2 separate regions of the Homo sapiens genome follow, and region 1 is linked to region 2. A link is an interaction called in ENCODE POLR2A ChIA-PET data of the cell type or tissue named here. Cell type or tissue: PC-9. All regions are shown on one strand. Links, peaks and the distances in the headings refer to the core of each region. The heading gives the core; the rest is flanking DNA.

Region 1 (4,376 bases), core at 139-4,138, 750 kb before region 2:
CTGGGCGTGCACAGTCGGGTGCAGCAGAGGCTCCTGATGGCTGGACAGGGGGCCAGTGTGGGCGCAGTGTGGGCAGTCTGAGCACAAGTGGGGTTTGTGGGCAGTGTGGATGCTGGGGGGCTTAGCGGAGGGTTACTGGAGACGATAGAGGTGTGCGGTGCTCCTGGGCTATAGAATAGGGAGGAGGATTAGAAAGGGCCTGGGAAGGCAAGGCTTGGAGGGCTGGTTAGGTTTTGGAGCAGTGGTTGGGCTGACAATGGAATTTTGGGCACACAGATGATCTGAGAGGGGTGAGGGTCAGAGCTGGGGTTTAGGATGGGATTGGTTTAGGGCTGGGTTGTGAGGATGGAGTAGGGCTTGAGCACAGAGAAGCAAGTAGAGTTTGGGGCACAGTTCAAATTTGGGGTTAGGGTTGGGATTAGTACCATGTCAGATGAAGGGATGGATTCAGGGCTGAGGGTGAGGGCCATTTGCAGTTAGCACCGGGCACAGCTCGGGGTTGGGTGAGGCTGGGTCAGGGCGAGGGCTTCTGGGGTAGGATCAGGTGCGTGGGGCCTGCTGAGAGTGTCCGAGGATCTGCTCGTTCTGCCCTGTGGTGTCCCTGATGGGCTTTTTCTCCCTTTTTGCAGGGTTGCTCTCAGCTATGGCCTTGGTTGGAGACCCAGCTGGTGGCCAGACCCCACCACCCTTTGGGTTTGGACCAGGGCTCCAGGAGGTGGCATCCTGCAGTGGAGCCCCAGACTCTCCAGGGATGGAGTATCAGCTGAAGCAGGGGCCCCCATTTCACACTGGAAAGGGCCTGGGGTTTGGGGTTCCCCCCTGCCGGGGAATCCAGGGTCCCCACCCCTGCCTGCTGCCTGCCCTCCTGCCTCGGCCTCACTCTGGGTCCTTGTCTGGGAACCTTAGCACCTTCTTTGAGCCGCTGGTGGTGTTGGCGCACTTAGCAGAGCAAGCCCTGGCCCCTTTCCTCACAAACCTCACTCCCAGGTCTAGGCGGGGAGGCTGGGCTGCTCCTCATTGTCTTAAGCAGAGCGGTCACCTGAAGGCCTGGCCGTCTCACCTTGTCATGATTCCTCCACATTTGAGAGTGACGGAGGGGCAGGGAGTCAGGGCTGTGTCCACAGTGTGTCCTCAACCCAGACTGAGCCAGGCCCATGGCTCTCACTGAGGTCCTCTCCTTCTGCCTTGGTTTCCCTCTGAGTCCAGCCCCATGGGGAAGCTGGGCTCCTGGGCCTCAGGCCTGATGCTCCCTGTGCCAGGGCCTGTCCCCTGCTACTGCACTGAGCTGGAGTCGGGGGCCTGGTTGTGGGCTTCTGCTCCTGGTCTCAGCGAGACCTCCAGGCTTCCTTGGGCCCAGCTCCTCATCTCAGCCGGTCGCACCTGGGCAAGTCCAGTCAGTGTGAGGGGCTACTTCGGTTTCCTCACTGTGGCAGGGATTGGGGGAGCTCCTGAGCCCTGGGCTGGGGTGGGTCCGGAGGGGTGGGGGCTCCTGGCTGGGCTGGGTGTGCCTGTATGTGACTCAGGCTGGATGCCCAGGCCCTGAGCTGGCGGCTTTGTTCTCCCACTGGCCGGGTAGGGTGCGTGCTGCAGCCCTGAGTCACCCGGGTGTGGCCGAGCTGCTGGCGGGACACCAGAGCCATACACCGCCACACTCACAGAGATCCACACACTGGAGCTCAGGACACGGCGCCCTGAGAGCGGAGGGCCCCCCTGGTGTGGGTGCCGTCACTGGTGCCTTTCCCTCGGTGGTGCTGTGAGACATTCCCAAGAAGCTCCTTGGTGACTAAGGGCCCTGTGCTCCTGGAGCAAACTCAGCTGTTTGCTGAGAAGGCCTTCCTTCTCTTCGTGGTTACTCCCTGGTTAGGGCCTGGAGGGGGACCTGCAGGCACAGCTGGAGACCCTGAGGGGCACACAGAGCCTTCCCCCGCTGCCTGATAAAGGGCATATGCAGGTGACCATGTGCCATCTGTCCAAACTGTGCACCCACTGGATCCTTGAAACAGTTCTGAGAGGAAGGTGCATTGTTCCCACTTTACAGATGCGGACACCGGGGTTGCTAATAGTTGTCCAGAGTCACCCGACTAGCATGTGTCCCACTGGGACGCTCCTCCTCAGGTGCTCTGTGTGGCCTGGTCCCGGCCCTTCCTCCACTTCAGTCCAGCTCACCACTAGGACCCCCTCGACACCACCCCTCGCTCAGTCAGGCAGGGGCCCACAGGGCCTGGGGCCAGATCTTCCCATGGGGAGTTGTGTCACTGTCCCTCCCAGGCATGGGGCCTGGCGCCCAGGCCCCTCCACTGCCTCTGAGGATGAAGACACAGGGCTCTGCTGGACTCCCTGGAGCGGCCCTGACCTGCTTTCTCTGGGCTAACAGTGGGAGGTCCTGGGGGACCTCCCTACTTGGGGGATCCAGGCCTCACTGCCCCCAGGGACAGCGCAGGAAGTGTGTGCATATCTGTGTGTGTGGGATGGGGCAGGAGAGGCAGCTTGGCTTATACCGGGTGTTGGGGGAAAGCAGTGCAGGTTCGGGGAACCTGGGCCCTGAACTGCATGTGGACAGCCCCCTCCCACAAGGGTGAGGATGGGCACACAGGGGCCCTGCATCCTAGGCCAGGCTTGGGTTCTCGGAGGCCAGCTGGAGCTCGCCTGCTTTTCTCAGGTAGACCAGGGTCTGCTACAGACCCTGCTGCCCCCAGAAAGGCCTAGCCTGGTGCAGTGGGGTGAGCGGGCGGGGTGTGGCCCCAGGAGCTGGCCCCACCCCCTGCACCACCCTGCTTTGTCAGAAGCTGTTTGAGGCAGAGAATAAAGCACCTTATTAGGTAAGAAATGCCTTCTGCCAGGTGGGGAGAGGCCAGGCCCGCCTCTGCCCCCAGGCCTGCCTGCCCCGCCCTGGCAGAACACCAGCTTCTGTGGCATCTCAGTCCTGGCCCGAGCCCAGCAACCCCACACCCCCTCACCCCATGGAGCTCCGGCCGTCCTGCCCCAGACTTGGGTGGGGGCACCTGGCATGGGGAAGCCTGGCCCTCCCACCTGGGAGGCAGAAGAGGCAGCCTCACGAGTGTCAGCTTGGGGGCTGTGTGACCTTGGCCAGGTGACCCCTCCTTCCTAAGCCTGAACTTTCTCTTCTATACAATCAGCGGGTGTGCAAGGGGCCTTGAATTCTCCTGAGGCTTCTTAACCCCATTGGGTGTCCCTCCACTTACAAACACGGGCCCAGGGTGCACCCGTCTCCAAGGGCGTAGTCTCAGCCCCCTTGCTCCAAACCCAGAGCTTGCCTATGGGGCTCCCCATCTCTGTTCCAGGGAAGCAGGGGTCCAGGGCAGGTCAGTCAGTTTTCCAGGCAGGGCAGCCTGCTTGGCTTGGCTAGTTACAGCAATGGGGCCTTGTAGAGACAGGACCTGAGGAAGCTGGCGCTGCCTCCTTAGACCTGTTTCTCTGCCAGAAATGCCTCCATTTCCAGCTGTCAACTAGAAGCCGACCGTCCCCAAAGCCCCCAGGCCAGGCCTTAGGTACAATGTGTTTTGCATCTTCTGTTGCCCGTTGGAACTTGGCTTTGGAGATAAAAGTCCTGACTCCACATTTCCAAAGTGTCTTTTAAGCATTATCCGGTTTGACTCTTATCTACAGGACACTTTGGCAAATGAGGCTTCACAGCATGGCTGGTGCTCTCTGCCCTGGAAAGGACAGTAAAGGAAGGGAGCCTGTCTTGTCTCTGTCGGTCCTGGAAAGATTGGAGCTGGGGGCGTCCTTGGATAATGTCTAGACCAGCCTCCCACTGTGGAGTCCAGATTGGCCTAGAGCCCAGGATCCTGCCCCCTCCTCCTGCCCCCTGTCCTGGCCAGAGGCTGCCTGCTCTCCCTATTCCATGTCTTTCTGGCCCAGCCAGGGGACACAGGGTTGGGGCAGGTTCCAAGCCTCCACCTCATGGAGGATCCCTGCTGTGGGCCTTCCTTCCCTCTGCCTCTGTCCCGTGGAGCCTTCTGGCTTTCCCATTCCTAGCATAGCAATTGCACAGAGGTTTTGCAGGAGGACTGACAAGGCAACTTCTGCTGTGCGAAGAAAACAAGGCAAGACACTTGACCATGGCCGCCATGCACAGCTGCCCTCTCCCGTTCCCAGCCTCCCCTGCATGGAGTGGCCCTCAGAGGCTTTTTGCGCTCCCCTGGCCAAGTGCACAAAGGGCCCTTCAATTCCAAGTTCCTGTGGCTGCACCCCCTCCTGAAAGCCCTGGGGCTCAGGGAATCCCCCAGTATCATGCCAGTTTGGAATCCAGGAAGTCCTAGCAGGAAGTTCTCCCTGTTGCCTGGCTCCAGTCTCTCCTGCTGTGTTTCAAGCCCCTTCTCTTCTTGCCCTGTCCTCTGGAGGGAGCAGACTGC
Region 2 (4,376 bases), core at 157-4,156:
GCCAAGTGTGGTGGCAGATGCCTGTAGTCCCAGCTACTCGGGAGGCTGAGGCAGGAGAATGGCGTGAACCCAGGAGGTGGAGCTGGAGCTGGCAGTGAGCCGAGATCATGTCACTGCACTCCAGCCTGGGTGACAGAGCGAAGACTCCGTCTCAAAAAAAAAAAAAAAAAAGAATTATATATAAAATGTATTTGTTACCTATTCAAAAAAAATTGTTGGCTGGGTGCAGTGGCTCACACCTGTAATCCCAGCACTTTGAGAGGCTGAGGCAGATGGATCACTTGAGGTCGGGAGTTCAAGACCAGCCTGGCCAACATGGCAAAACCCTGTCTCTACTAAAAATACAAAAATTAGCCAGGTATGGGGGTGCACGCCTGTAATCCCAGCTACTTGGAAGGCTGAGGCAGGAGAATCTCTTGAACCCGGGAGGTGGAGGTTGCAGTGAGCTGAGATCAAGCCATTGCACTCCAACCTGAATGACAGAGCAAAACTCTGTCTCAAAAAAAAAAAAATGTTTTCATTTATATGCGTTAAAAATCTAGTATTACTGGCCAGGCACAGTGGCTCATGCCTGTAATCCCAGCACTTTGGGAGGTCGACATGGGCGGATTCCTTGAGGCCAGGAGTTCAAGACCAGCCTGGCCAACATGGTGAAAACTCGTCCCTACTAAAAATACAAAAATTAGCTGGGCGTGGTGGTGGGCACCTGTAATCCCAGCTACTTGGGAGGCTGAGGCAGGAGAATCATTTGAACCCAAGAGGCAAAAGTTGTAGTGAGCCGAGATTGTGTCACTGCACTCCATCCTGGGTGACAGAATGAGACTCTGTCTCTAAAAAAAGGCTGGGCACAGTGGTTCACGCCTGTAATCCCAACATTTTGGGAGGCCGAGGTGGGCGGATCATCTGAGGTCAGGAGTTCGAGACCAGCCTACCCAACATGGCGAAACCCTGTCTCTACTAAAAATACAAAAAATTAGCTGGACGTGGTGGTGGGCACCTGTAATCCCAGCTACTTCGGAGTCTGAGGGAGGAGAAACTCTTGAACCTGGGAGGTGGAGGTTGCAGTGAGCCGAGATCGCGCTACTGCACTACAGCCTGGGTAAGAAGAGAGAAACTCCATCACTCAAAAAAAAAAAAAAAGCTAGGCTTAGTGGCTCACGCCTGTAATTCCAGCACTTTGGGAGGTCAGGAGATGGAGACCATCCGGGCTAACACAGTGAAACCCCGTCTCTACTAAAAATACAAAAAATTAGCCGGGCGTGGTGACGGGTGCCTGTAGTCCCAGCTCCTCAGGAGGCTGAGGCAGGAGAATCGCTTGAACCCGGGAGGCAGAGGTTGCAGTGAGCCGAGACTGCACCACTGCACTCCAGCCTGGGTGACAGAGCAAGACTCTGTCTCAAAAAAAAAAAAAGAAAAGAAAAGAAAAGAAAAAAAGAAAGGAAAGAAAGAAAGAAAGAAAGAAAGAAAGAAAGAAAGAAAGAAAGAAAGAAAGAAAGAAAGAAAGAAAGAAAGAAAAAGAAAAAAGAAAAAAAAATCTAGTATTGTCAAGAGTCAGGACACCACTTACATAAGCTTAGACTGATTCTACCTCCATGAATGGGGTTTTAAGTCCTGCCTCACAGGATCGTTGGAGACTTGAAATGAGATGACACACAAGCAGGTGAAATGGATATTTAAGAAATGTCAGCTCCTGTCCTTCCTAAGTTTCCTCATCTAAATGACCATTGGATTTCCAGCTCTTCTGTCTGTGTAGTTTCTGAAAGATAAATGGGAGGGATGGTGTCCCCTTAATGCTGGGTGACCTTGATCCCATGGTAGATGCACCAGAACCTGGAAGGAGCAAGCAGGGAGGGAGGGAAAGGGAATTCTCCCTGGAGCCATCCTGCCTTTCCCTGAGCAAACACCCAGGGCGTGGAAACTCCCAGGAGACTATCTGGTGGGGCCCCCGGCTGCCCCCAGCATGCCTGCTTCTGGGAACAGGGCCAGATAAGACAGGTGACTGGCTTCAGGGAGGATTGGGAGGGGCACAATTGAAAATATTGACTTAGGGCACCCATGGTAAGAGATCCTTCTCACTGGGTGCTGTGACTGCGCTGGGCTCTTACACCACCCACCTGATTCTTGCTGAGGGCCAGGCTACATGTGAGCAGAAGGCAGAAGGTTGGTATTGTTTCATGAAATTTTTGTTTCAGTTATATATATGTATATATACATATTTGCAGGTGGTGATAAAATGAATTTCTTACTGTGGACCACTGCCAAAATAGATCCCCTGCTCTGGATAATGGTGCTGTTAATGAGTACTACCAAAGAGTGAGATCCTCTAAGGTGACAGTGTGCAAATCCCTGGGCCTGGCCCTGGGGCTGAGTGGGAGGGGTTGGCAGTGGGGGGTTCCTGGGCTCAGTCTGGAAGCCCAGCTCCATCGATGTGGGTAGCTAGGGAGGCACTGTGTGGTAGTTAGGGAGGTGCAGAGATGGGGCCCTCAGAGGGGAGCCCAGGGGCTGGGAAGCTGAGGACCCAGAGACAGGAGCCCTGGAGAGAGACCGCACAGCAGAGCCTGACAGGAGCTTCCTGCACCAGCCTGTCCCCACTCACAGTACCCTCTGCCTGTCTCTGTCTAATCTCCATTGGTGTTTCAGAAAGTCTGGAAATGCCCCCATCTCAGTCGTGCTAAGGGCTTGTGCACTTAGCCCAATGCTGAATGGACAGGGTGGCTGCCTGGAACTCTGTGCTTGTGGCAGTGGAGCAGGACTGTGGGGATGCACTGCCCCACCCAGCTGTGTCCTAACCCCTCCTGCCCTGAACCTTGGAGGTTGTCTCAAGAGTCAGGCAGACCCCTTCACACACTGTGCACACCCATGCACACACAGTACACCCTCCACATGCAAACACAGAATGCACACACGCCCTTTATATCATACACACAGCTTGTAAAAAGGATAGGAAGGGGGTGGTGGCTGTGACTGAGTGGAGTGGGGAAGGGCCAAGTCCCACAATTTCTAGCTTCTAGAAATTGTGGGTATGACACACCCAATGGCTGAGAATAGACTCTGAACCTCTGAGGGGATGGAAAAGCCAGGATGCCTTAGTCCCTGACTGCAAAGATTGAAGGTGATAAAAAGACATGTCTGGCCACAAGGAAAGGCCATGTGCCTGGCCAAGGAGGAGTACAAGCCTGAGAGCTGGACAGCTCTGGGTTCCAATGCCAAATCTGCTAGTTTCTAGATGAGCCAACTACTTGGCTTCTCTGAGCCTGGCTTTCCTTATATGCAGATAGTCCTGATGCCAAGGTGTAGGGGAAGCACACTAAGCTCTCTGCTGATAATGCCCTCAAAAACTTGCTCTGCCTGCCTCTTGAGCCTTGCTGCACAGATCACATGAACCTTGGGATTTGAAAGCACACTGTAAACCAGAAAGCACTGTGCACAGGTCAATGACTATTATACAGGTGTAGATATCTATGGCAACAAGCAAGGTTTCAACCAGGTTTCAATAAAGGAGCCTCTTTAGGAACAGCTGAGGGGGTCAGACTTTCCCGCTGTGCACCCCCTGCTTCCTGGACCCCTCCCAGCTTCTCAGTCCCAAGAAGAGGCCTCCTGACCACCTCCCTCCCACCCCAGTGGACATCAGATGCACACACAAGCAAGGACATTGGCAGAGCTAGCTGAGGTTTTATTTTGGACCAAAAAAAAAAAGCAATTGAATTGTTTTGTAGCTGGAGGCATGGGCAAGGGGGGTCCCCAGGTAGTAAACTCCCCAGGTGGGCTGAGGGCTAGGGCTGAGCCTCAGGTGGGTCTCCTGTTCCCAGTGCTACCCTGCATAGCGGCCTCCTTCCCAGGCTCTGGGGCAGCGCAGGAGGGGTAGGCTGGGAGGGGCTGCCGCAGCTGTTCACTTGGGCAGGACGTCAGAGGACTCAGACACCAGCTTCCCATCACGTGTCTCGATCTTCTTCACAACCACGGCCCTGGAGGAGCTGGTGCGGCTGAAGGAGCTGGAGCCCGCGCCAGAGCCAAAGCTGGAGCCCAGGCTGTAGCTGAGGCCGGGGCTTGTGAGGCCCCCATAGGCCGAGCTCAGACCACCTGGTGAGGGACAGAGGTAGCCACATGAGTACAGAAGCCCACCCCATGGCAGGCTCCATGCCCCTTCTCCCTGCTCATTCCCAACATAGCCCCAGGGATGGGAGGTTAACCCAGCTCTGCCTGATCAGTGATTGCATGGTTCACTACTCCAGAACTGTCAGGGAAAACCAGGAGCAGGGTGGAAAACAGCTGCCATATATATAGCTGTGTGACCTTGGACATTTAGCTGCACCTCAGCTTCCTCAACTGAAGACGTTTACAGGTGTCATATAAAAAATAAATTACAGCCAGGCCCA

What was found. Peaks named below come from ENCODE experiments on the same cell type or tissue, not always from the same donor. Only the 100,000 strongest peaks of a DNase experiment are listed, where the experiment ranks them.
Region 1: POLR2A ChIA-PET joins it to region 2 with 5 read pairs; 10 of 35 experiments call an interaction of 5 or more read pairs at or near these places.

Annotation. Positions count from the first base shown.
Region 1 is chr12:52,145,903-52,150,278 of GRCh38, forward strand. No RefSeq gene overlaps it. Among named protein-coding and RNA genes, the nearest start is that of SMIM41-AS1, 30 kb to the left of the region's middle. RefSeq lists enhancers at 1,463-1,757, 3,817-4,376. In PC-9, for the core only: no CTCF peak of the experiment used is centred there; DNase peaks (open chromatin) are centred at 1,659, 2,339 and 2,809; H3K4me3 peaks cover 2,335 bases; H3K27ac peaks cover 4,000 bases.
Region 2 is chr12:52,893,539-52,897,914 of GRCh38, forward strand. KRT8 (keratin 8) reads right to left here. Exons shown (of 8, transcript NM_002273.4): 8 at 3,653-4,080. The coding sequence ends at 3,890. Among named protein-coding and RNA genes, the nearest start is that of MIR9898, 3.3 kb to the right of the region's middle. RefSeq lists silencers at 474-652, 1,567-1,861. In PC-9, for the core only: no CTCF peak of the experiment used is centred there; DNase peaks (open chromatin) are centred at 1,733, 2,063 and 3,123; H3K27ac peaks cover 3,066 bases.